2 separate regions of the Homo sapiens genome follow, and region 2 is linked to region 1. A link is a loop called in an ENCODE intact Hi-C map of the cell type or tissue named here. Cell type or tissue: HepG2. All regions are shown on one strand. Region 1 overlaps PIEZO2 (piezo type mechanosensitive ion channel component 2). Region 2 overlaps PIEZO2 (piezo type mechanosensitive ion channel component 2).

What was found. Peaks named below come from ENCODE experiments on the same cell type or tissue, not always from the same donor. Only the 100,000 strongest peaks of a DNase experiment are listed, where the experiment ranks them.
Region 2: a loop joins it to region 1, with 2.5 times the contacts of the local background. A loop is called at or near these places in 2 of 110 quality-filtered maps.

The regions. Positions count from the first base shown.
Region 1 is chr18:10,898,083-10,903,082 of GRCh38, forward strand. The region is part of intron 4 of PIEZO2 (piezo type mechanosensitive ion channel component 2); the gene reads right to left. Among named protein-coding and RNA genes, the nearest start is that of MIR6788, 140 kb to the left of the region's middle. In HepG2, no CTCF peak of the experiment used is centred here; DNase peaks (open chromatin) are centred at 2,569 and 3,479.
Region 2 is chr18:11,002,699-11,007,698 of GRCh38, forward strand. All of the region lies in intron 2 of PIEZO2 (piezo type mechanosensitive ion channel component 2), which reads right to left. Among named protein-coding and RNA genes, the nearest start is that of PIEZO2, 140 kb to the right of the region's middle. RefSeq lists an enhancer at 2,757-3,246. In HepG2, no CTCF peak of the experiment used is centred here; a DNase peak (open chromatin) is centred at 3,063; H3K4me3 peaks cover 467 bases.

The DNA.
Region 1 (5,000 bases):
CATTGTGCTAAGCACACGCTCATGAATACAGCATTCCACCCTTGCATGGATGTGATCTAAGAGGTAAAAGTTTTACCTAAGAGAGACTCTGTATATATTTAGACAGAGTTTTAGTAAAATATTGTATATGAGATCGAGACCATCCTGGCTAACATGATGAAACCCCGTCTCTACTAAAAACACAAAAAACTAGCCGGGCGTGGTGGCAGGTGCCTGTAGTCCCAGCTACTCGGGAGGCTGAGGGGGGAGAATGGCGTGAACCCAGGAGGCAGAGCTTGCAGTGAGCCGAAATTGCGCCAGTGCACTCCAGCCTGGGCGACAGAGCGAGACTCCGTCTCAAAAAAAAAAAGGAAATAGGAGAAAGAAAGTGTGGGATGAAGTCAGACTGCAACCATAAGGAAAGTTAAAATGTGTGCAGAACGAAGTAGTGAGAGATAATTTGACTGAAAATGTGGGTGGGGGACGTCCTGAATATTAGGTTGGGGAGTTAAAAATTAATTCAGTAGATAGGTGAAAAATTGGATTATAGCTGTGTTTTAGTAAAAATAATTTTGTTTTCTTGTCTAGGAAGAATGAGGTAAGGAAATATTGGAATGAGGCTTAAGATCAGGGGAAGGGCCATTACCTTCCCAGGGAAGGGAGGGTTAGCCTATGCCTGAGTAAGTATAGCAGGAAGTCTGTAGAAAGGAGAAGTGAACATCAATCTTTCAGCCACAGGAAGGTGTTTCTATCAGAGATGCAAATCAGCGTGGTATAGGAGCAATGTCAAGGAGTGGGGTGGGGGCTCAGCAATGCCAAGATGGGGTTGAAAGAAAAGGATTAAGTAAACATACGAAGCCTGGGAGTCCTGCCTGACCAAAGCTTCCCTGGGTCCCTAAGCAATGAAGGATGCAATCAACTGACGCCAAGAAAGGCAGGGAGGCAGAGAATACAACATGTATTTAGGCAGCTTCACATCCAGGCAACGGGATTGCACTGGACACATAAGAAGACCCCAGTGGGGCCTGCAGAGACTAGCAAAGGGAAGCATGGGCTCTATAGTTAAAAAGACCTAACTGCCTTCGTTCAGCTGTCAAGAAGTTACTCAACCTCTTGGAATCTCCACTGACCTGGGAATGAAACAACCAAGCTATGGAAGTCATACAATACTGGGACAATCCTGTAGTTGTTCGCTACTTCAAATATTCTGTGTAAACTTAGGAAGGTGTGTTTGTGTGTGTGTGTGTAGAGGTATATCAGGAAAATGAAGAATCAGGAAGAAACTGTTTTCACTTTATCTAGGATAATGTATTTCCAAAGATTTGGATGGAAAACTCAAACACTTCCTATGAAATCCACCTAATAAAAGCTGTCATTTTAATTGAGCAGTAATGTCTTTGTCTCCAGTAAGGTGCTTCACTGGCTGAGCTTCCTCAGCATAAAATGCCTATGGAAAAGGCATTTTATGGTGGTTAGAGATATCAGAGAGCTAATTTCAGACTTGCACGTAGGATGCAGAACAAATAAGAAATATGAAGCCTTCTCTTGTAGCTGCCTATTAGCACAATTCCCCTAAACATTCCATTTTATACACTCAACACCCAACTGTTACCTCCATATCAAACAGCATGAATTTCCTGTCTACTGTTCATCATGCTGTCTACACCAAGACTTGAAATGTTTCAGTGACATATAGTTCATCTCTTCATGCCCCTCATGAAACCTACAATGTTCATGCTAACACCTCTGACTTTCCTAGAACAGTCAAGGTAATGACCTGGGAATTCAGTTTTTTAGTTCAAGAATGCACTGTTTTCTGTAGGATCTCATTGTCATTCATTAACTCGAAGACTGTTTATATTAGTCATAATGATCCAATTTAGGAAGATGGAGATTACAAATCAGAGAATATTTTCTTCCAGCCATGTTTTGAAAGAAAGAAGTTTTCGTGAAGGATTGCTTATTTTTGCTAGAAGAAAAATAGATATTTTCACCAAACACTTATTAAATTATGTCATTATGCTTGAATAAAGGAAGGTAAAGCTAATTAGTTTCTCTGTTGGAAGTCCTAGGTAAAGCTCTCAACAGCCTAAAAATATAAATCACTTACTTTTGTTACACACACACACACACACACACACACACACACAAACACCTAAATCCACACATACACATGTATATATATTAATTTCTGGCTTTTAATCTGTGTTTCAAGTACACACAAGATACCTTGGCAGATCAGGGCAAATATCGAAATTGATCAATTGCATAGGGAAAGTTTCGTTACAATGATTATATAGTATCACATACATGTAAAAGCTTCTTTCCTAAGAGCTAACTTTTCTCGTTGTGTGGGAGTCACAGGCACTTAAGTGTTTATAGCAAGACTGGAAGAGACCTCTGCCTACTATCTTATGATGAAATGCAGATATCTCATGACAATGGGTTTGAACAAAATCTAAGTCAGAATTCTGGTTAAGTTAGAGGTATGTTTGTCAGTCAGTACTTCACCCAGATTAAAGATTAACCATTTAGTTTGTCTTTGTCTTGGCACGTCAGTTTTCCCTATCAGTGCCTAAGGTGACCATAGTGACCACTAGTCACCGTGTCCTTCCAAACCTTTCATGTTTGCATTTTGGTACCAAACATCAACCACACACACACTAGGCTGGGGATAGGAAAATCACCCTGGCAAACTCTCATCCAGAATGGAAAATAGACGTGCTCCTACTTCTGCCTCCACACATGCGCAGTATCTCTCTTACCTAACCACAACCTTCATTTTTGCCTAAAATCCTTTCAATTCAGTGCCCCAGTCAGCCACTAGCAAAGATTCAGAGTTTTCCCTGGACCCATGCTAATTATAGTATAGAAAACAACGTTAGCATTTAGTACTATGCTCAATTCTTCATGCAACAATGTTTTTCAAATGAAAGAAAAGAATAGAAAAAAGATTTATTAAAAACAAACACATTTCATTAGTGCCAGAGAATATTTTAGTATGTTCACACTAGTCTTATCTGAAAGACCTGAATTCTGTGACTTTAATAAAAGTTCAGCAAATGCCGAAGGATGGTGGTGGGCTGAGGAAGAATCCATCCCATCTGATTCTCTGGTGTTTTCCAAGTTTGCCTCATTGTATCAAAGCAAAAGGGCTCCAGGTGTTTGCTTTATTTTGTATAAGGAATATAGGATAGAATTGCTGCAAATACTTCCACCATCAGAGACCCTCAGGGTTTTCTTTGAGCCTCAGGATTTTCTCTCTGGGCTTTCTAATGGTTGATACCAGGATTCTGGCCTGTGCATGAGCTGTAACAGGGTGTGAAGCAGGGAAGGTAAATCACCTACTTCTATTCACACACACACACGCACACACACACACACACACACACACACACTGCAGGTGACACTAAGAGTAAGGGACAGTAGAGTTACTTCTGAAAACTGCCACTGTGACCTAAAGCAAGAAAGCAGGTTGGATGGTGGCGTTCAGAGTTCAAATCTGCTGTTTACTTCTTTGAGCTGGGTGGTCACATGGTGAAGTACTTTGAACCTTGGTTTCTATGTCCATAAACTAGTGTGGTGCCAACAGCCACTTTAGAGCATTGTGGAGTTTAATAAAACTGATGAATACATAATATGCCCTAGGGTGCTGAGTAGAATATGATTACTATTATTATTGATAACATTCTTATCAAATGGGGGCAAAATGAAATCATTAGTAATACAACTTCATCTGATTGAATCTATCAAATACAAAGTCAGATCCGGATTTTAACTCTATCTTCATAAAAATCACACTTCCACCTCTTCTGCTTAATTTCTCTGTGTCTCAGTGTCAACATATGCAAAACAAAAAAAAAAAAAGGAGAGGCTCTCTCTAGGGTAGGGGTCCCAACCCCTGGGCCTTGGACTGGTACTGGTCCTCGTCCATAGCCTGTTAAGAGACGGGTCACACAGCAAGAGGTGAGAGGCAGGCCAGCTCCACCTCCTGTCAGATTAGCAGCAGCATCGGTTTCTCATAGGAGCGAGAACCCTATTGTGAACTGCACATGCAAGGGATCTAGGTTGCATGCTCCTTATGAGAAGCTAATGCCTGCTGATCTGAGGTGGAACAGTTTCCTTGAAACCATCCCTACCCCTACCCCCATCCGTGGAAAAATTGTCTTCCACAAAACCAGTCCTGGTCCCAAAAAGGTTGAGGACTGCTGCTCTAGGGTATCTGGAGGTCTCAAATTGCAGAATGCTATGACCGAAGTTTAACTCATTGCCCATCTGCTTCCAAGGAATTGACAGAGGGCATGAAGGAACATTTGTAGATTTTGTCATCTGAGAAAGAAATACACTGATATCTGCATCCAAAACCGGGCTTTTAAACTGAGATAAGCTGACAGTGTGTTTTTGAGCTTCTTTGAATTCCCTGACACTGAATGTAAAACTTTCTGTTTATATGTCCAATGTTTACATCAGATTCTCTAGGGATCTAAGACATGACACCCCTCCTCCCAAAAACGTATGAGCCACAGACTTATAAAGGTGTATAATTGGTAATTAAAGTAATAGTATAAATAATATTAGTGTCATTTTGTACCTTAAAAGAATAAATCCAAGCCAAAGATAAAACTGGAATCCAGGTTGTTTCGTTTCATATCACTTAAGAGAGTTTACCACTGAAATCATAGTTCAGGTTTTCCAAAGTGCAGACCCTGAACAGAGGGCTTGGGTGCAGGTGGTTTATTTGGGAAGTCATCCTGGAAAATCCAAAAGGAAGGGATGGAGAAGAGATAGAAGACAAGAAAGAATGCATTGCTCGTGGGTCATGGGTATAGAAAGTTTCTAGGAAGCTTCTGCAGAACCCTATGCAATGTGCCTCGAATTGTCCAAGGAATTGAATGGGGAGCTGGTGCATTTGTACACTACTTCTGTTGCTCACTGATGGGCAACAGGGCTTTTATCCCCAGCCTTTCCAGGCTGCCCCGGGGAGACAGCAGCTATGGGGAGGCACCAACCCATGGGCTGTA
Region 2 (5,000 bases), 100 kb after region 1:
CACATTCAGGCAGAGATGTGTTAGTTCACACAGAACCCTGTGTAAGCACACAATTCCCTGCTAAAGTCTGAAAAGCTGAACTATGGAAAGCAGGCCACATTGGATAATCCAATTTCAAGCACCCCAATAAAATGGCTTTTCTCACACATTTTCATGGTCCTCCATGGGCAGGTTCAGCAGAGAACAGACCAATAGAAACATCCAATGGGGATGTAAAGAATTTTCTTTAGTAGAATCAGTTGATTAACCAGTGCCACTCAAACAGAGGAAGTGAGGCAAGAGGCGCTCCTGCTACCAGAGGCTTCCTCCTTGAATGACCAACATCCGTTGCATGAGGTCAAGGACAGCCTTAAGCACAAGGAGATTCTAACCTGGGAGATGTCCAGTGACATGTCTTTGCCGTGCCCTCCCAGGTCTTCCTCCAGCAGGCAGGATGGCACTTGGAGTCTGGGTGATGCAGTGAGGTTCCAGGACGTGTGTGGTATTAACTGTAGCACTAAGATAAGTTTCCATGTAAAACAGAAACCTCTGGTCTAGGATGTGTTTTCTTTTGTTGTTTGTTTGTTTTGTTTTGTTTTGTTTTGCCAATTCACTTAACAAACCACAGTAAATCCTCACTTATCATCAGTAGGCTCCTGGAAACTGCGGCTTTAAGCAAAACGATGTATAGCAAAAACAATTAAACCATAGTCGAGTTGATCTAAAGAAGAGTTAAATTCCTAAGGCATATTTCTGGTCACAAAAACATCACCAAACTTCTAAATAAGGACAAAACACTTCTATATTAAACACCTGAAATAAATGTGAACTACACATACATTTAAGAAAGATTAATAAAAGCAAGTCAGATAATAATTTACCCACTTATTCTAGTTCAGGGTTGCAGGGGGCTGGAGCTTAACCTGGAAGTTCAGGGCACCAGGCGGGCATCAGGCGGGCACCAGCCCTAGCCAGTACACCGTCCCATCTTGGGCACACTCACATACTAGCACACAGACTGGGACCATGTGGACACACCAATTTACCTAACATGTCCAGCTCTGGGACGTGGGAGGAAACCAGAGTACCTAGAAAAATCCCACACAGACCTGGGGAGAACAAGCAAACTCCACATGGGGGTGGACCTGGAAACAAAGTGATTTTTTCCCCTCATTGACATTGGAACAAAACAATATTCAACTACATTTTTCAGGGACCTGCTAAATAGGACTAATGGAAGAGAGTTAATAGTCACTATTTTTGTTGCTTTTACTTTGTTTTCTAACCCATGTTATGCCTTCCACAACTCTGACCCTAAACAAATGATGGTTTCCATGTTTTTCTGCAAAGGCCTGAGAAGGGGTAGGGAGTAAGTGTGGGCCTGCCTGCAGAAACTCCCTGACTGCAGACATTTTCTTTCTGCAGGAATTTCCTGTCCCATGCCCTGTTCGTTCCCAGGGATCTATGAGAAGCACATGGGTTAGAGGTGTGAGTAGTGACACCCCTGAGGACTGTGAGGGGGTCCAGGTGTACCATTCCTGAGTCCCCCTGGATGGAAATACTGCAGACTTCAGAGAGGAACAGAAGAGAGAGGAATTAATGTAGATATTTACCAGACACAACTTCCAAATTTCCAGATTGGGGGCTTGGCCCTACTCCATCTCTGATTCTGGGATTTCACACGTTTCTCAGACTGAATTGCTGCCCCCACAGCCCCCGCCCCATATTTCTTTCAAAGGACTACATATCAACCCATCTATCTCAGGGAGTAGCCATGTGGGAAGAAAAGGTATGAGTAATTTGTTTGATGATTCAGAACATGAAAAGTATGGTTTAATGTTCACACAGTTGCTCTCCACCCAGTTGCCTTAGGGAGTTAGTTTAGAACGGATAAGGAAGGGAGAAAACGCAAAATAAACCAATAATATACAAGAAATGGCTGCTTTGTTGATGAAGCTGTCAAAATCAGAAGGGAGATTCTTTTGTGAAGAAATGTTGAGGCCAATGGATCTCCTTGCTGAGAACTTCAGTGCTCTTGATAATCTATTGTTCAAAGGAGGAAAAAAGCATCCTACAAAAATGTGTAATTTCCTAAAGTGAATTGTCATGACATTCAACAAAATGCAGTTTTGTCAGAGAAGTCATTTCCATATGTTTCAGATAATTGATTTGTGCGTTTCCTACTGTGACCAGACTGTAAGCTTCTTGAGAGCAGGAGACAAGTGCCATGCCCCTCTGGACACTCCTGAGTGTCTAGCATGGGGCTTTGCACATAAGATGTGCCATTAAATATTGACTGAGAGGCTATCATAATAAATGCAAATCACAATAATGAAAAAAGGTGATCCCTATGTGATGATTTCAATATATGTTGGCAAGAACATTCCACTTCAAGCCAACAAGAAGTCCTCAGACTTCTTGTTATTTTATTCAGCCAGTGTGCCAAATTCTGTCCCAAGGGACCTACAAATGGTAATGAATGGGGGAAAAACAATTAGGCTATTGAGTCCATTCCCCTTCACATCAGGCTTCTTCCCTGTGGAGCATTCTTCCAGCAATTACCTAGAGATGTCTCCTGTACAGAGTTATCCTGCAATTCCTTTAGGAAAATAATAAATTTGACCCTGATACAAAGTTCCCACCATGCTACACTTCATTCTCTTGTGCCCAATATAACTTTGCGTTTGTCTTTTATTTTTTTCCTTTCACATATCTTTGGAAGAAATGTAGTTTAGCTTAACATGTATTGAGTATCAGGCATGAACAGTTACAGAAAGGACTTACTGCCTCTAGTTCACGCAGATTGAGGTTCAGAGCCTTGATCAAGGAGCGGTATCAGGGATGCTGGGGGCGTCATTACACACCTGAGAGGGTGCTCATAACAGACAGGTGTAGATTAGCGACTGCTAATGTGCTTCAGCCTGCTTCCCATCTTCCTCAAGCTCCTTCACTCATGCATTCCCAGTGGCGTGAGAGGCCCAGCTTAGCTGGCCGGGAGGAGGGACTTTTTGTGCTGTTATCTTCTTGTTTTTCCCACAAAGAACACACACCAGGTTACTATGACTAACTGCCTTGTGACCTGCTGTGTTTATTCTCCTTAACCCTGAACTGTGCTTTCATGCCCTGGAAGCCAGGCCAGGCAGCTGTCAGCCTGCATGGCCTTCTGTGTGTTGTTTGTATGTACACGCAAAGAGCAGTGACTCATCTACAAAGGGAGTCTCCAGTAAAAGGCTGAGATTATCCTCCACTTCTCGTTCCATCACATTTTAGGAAACAAACCTTCTTATGAATTTGTCTTCATTGCTATAATGATATTTTTTCATTTATCTATAAACTGGCAAGAAGACAATTCCATTTCTCTCGTTGGATCTTACATGCCTGTCTCTTTCCCTTGGCTCAGGTCTTGGAACAGATTTGGACCTCTCAGGAAGACCCCCGGTCATCCAAGCTAAAATGCGAACCATCTCCCCAACTGCTTTTTATCACAGTACCCTGTTTTGTACACTTCACCACTTCACTACTTGTAATTATCTTTTTTTAATTGCTTACTTTCTCAAATGTAAGTTTCACAGGTGCAAGGATTCTGTTTGTCTTGCTTTGTTACCACTGAATTCCCAATGCAAAGAAAAGGGCTTGGCAGGCAGCATACAATAAATATTGATTGAATAACTGAACGAATGAATGAAATATATCAGGTGAAGCTCATAAGTCATATGTTAATCAGCACAGCCTTGTGGCTTAAGATCTTAGGGAACACAATGTAAAATCTTTAGCTTTCATGGGGGCAAAAGGCTGAAGGAAGCAGAACATTAGTATATGGCAAAGAAGGGAACAAGCACTCTTTGCCTCCTCAGAGTTAAATTTATGGAGATCCAAACTTTACCTCGTATTGGTCTATTAGCTTTCCATTTACCCTCCCGCATCTGCTATGAAACACAGCAGCCAGCCCAAGGCTACAAATCCCTCCTTCCCATCATCTTCAAGTCTATTCAGTCCATTCTTTCCTTTCTTTCCTCCTCCCCTGCCTCCCTCCCTCATGCTCTTCCTCTTCCTTCCTTCTTTGGTATATGAATCTTCAGGTGCATCCCTTTCTGTCTTATCTATTATTTGACTATGAAGTATGTTCTTAGTAAAAAAATTATTCCCTAGTAGTCTAAAAAATGATCTTAAAGTATCCTTTTCATTATATTACCTATATATTTTTTATTTTTAATTATCATGGGTACATAATAGTTTGACATTTTTATCAAGCACGTGATATTTTGAAGCCAGCATACAATGTGTAATGATCAAATCAGGGTAACTGGGATATCTATCACATCAAACATTTATTAATTCTTTGAATTGGGAACATTTCAAAACTACTCCTCTATTTATTTTGAGGTATACAATAAATTATTGTTAACTATAGTCTCCTTATTTTGCTATCAAACACTAGATTTTATTCCTTCTATCTAACTGTATTTTTGTACCAGGGCTTCTATCATTTAGAAGATGAAAATGTGTGCTGAGATTTAAAAAGTATTCTCAAAAACAATGATGAATTGAATTCCCAGATTTAGTCATAACAGACTCACTTAAGGAAAGTTAATAAATATAGCTTTCATAAAGTAACATTTGTTAACGTAAATGCTTTAAGTCTCTTTTCTAGCATAAAATATAGGTTAAAGAAATCAAAATGCATAGATCTTCAGTGTACAATTCAATGAGTTTTAGCAAATGTATGCATATAGGGTTCCACCACGAGAATCAGGATCTGGAACATTTACATTACCCAGAAAGTTCCTCATATGCCTTTCACTCAGTCCTCAGCTCTTCCAGAGATTTAAGGATGTCAATAAGCCCTAAGTATCATAAGCACAAAGAAAAAAATCACTCGTAGATGCAGTATAGTCAAATTACTGAAAGTCTTAAGATGGAGAGAAAATTTTTAAAGAAGCCAGAGAAAAAGAATACATTAAGTAAGGGAGGACAATGAAAAGAATTGATGACTAAAATCATCGAAAACAATGGAAACCAGA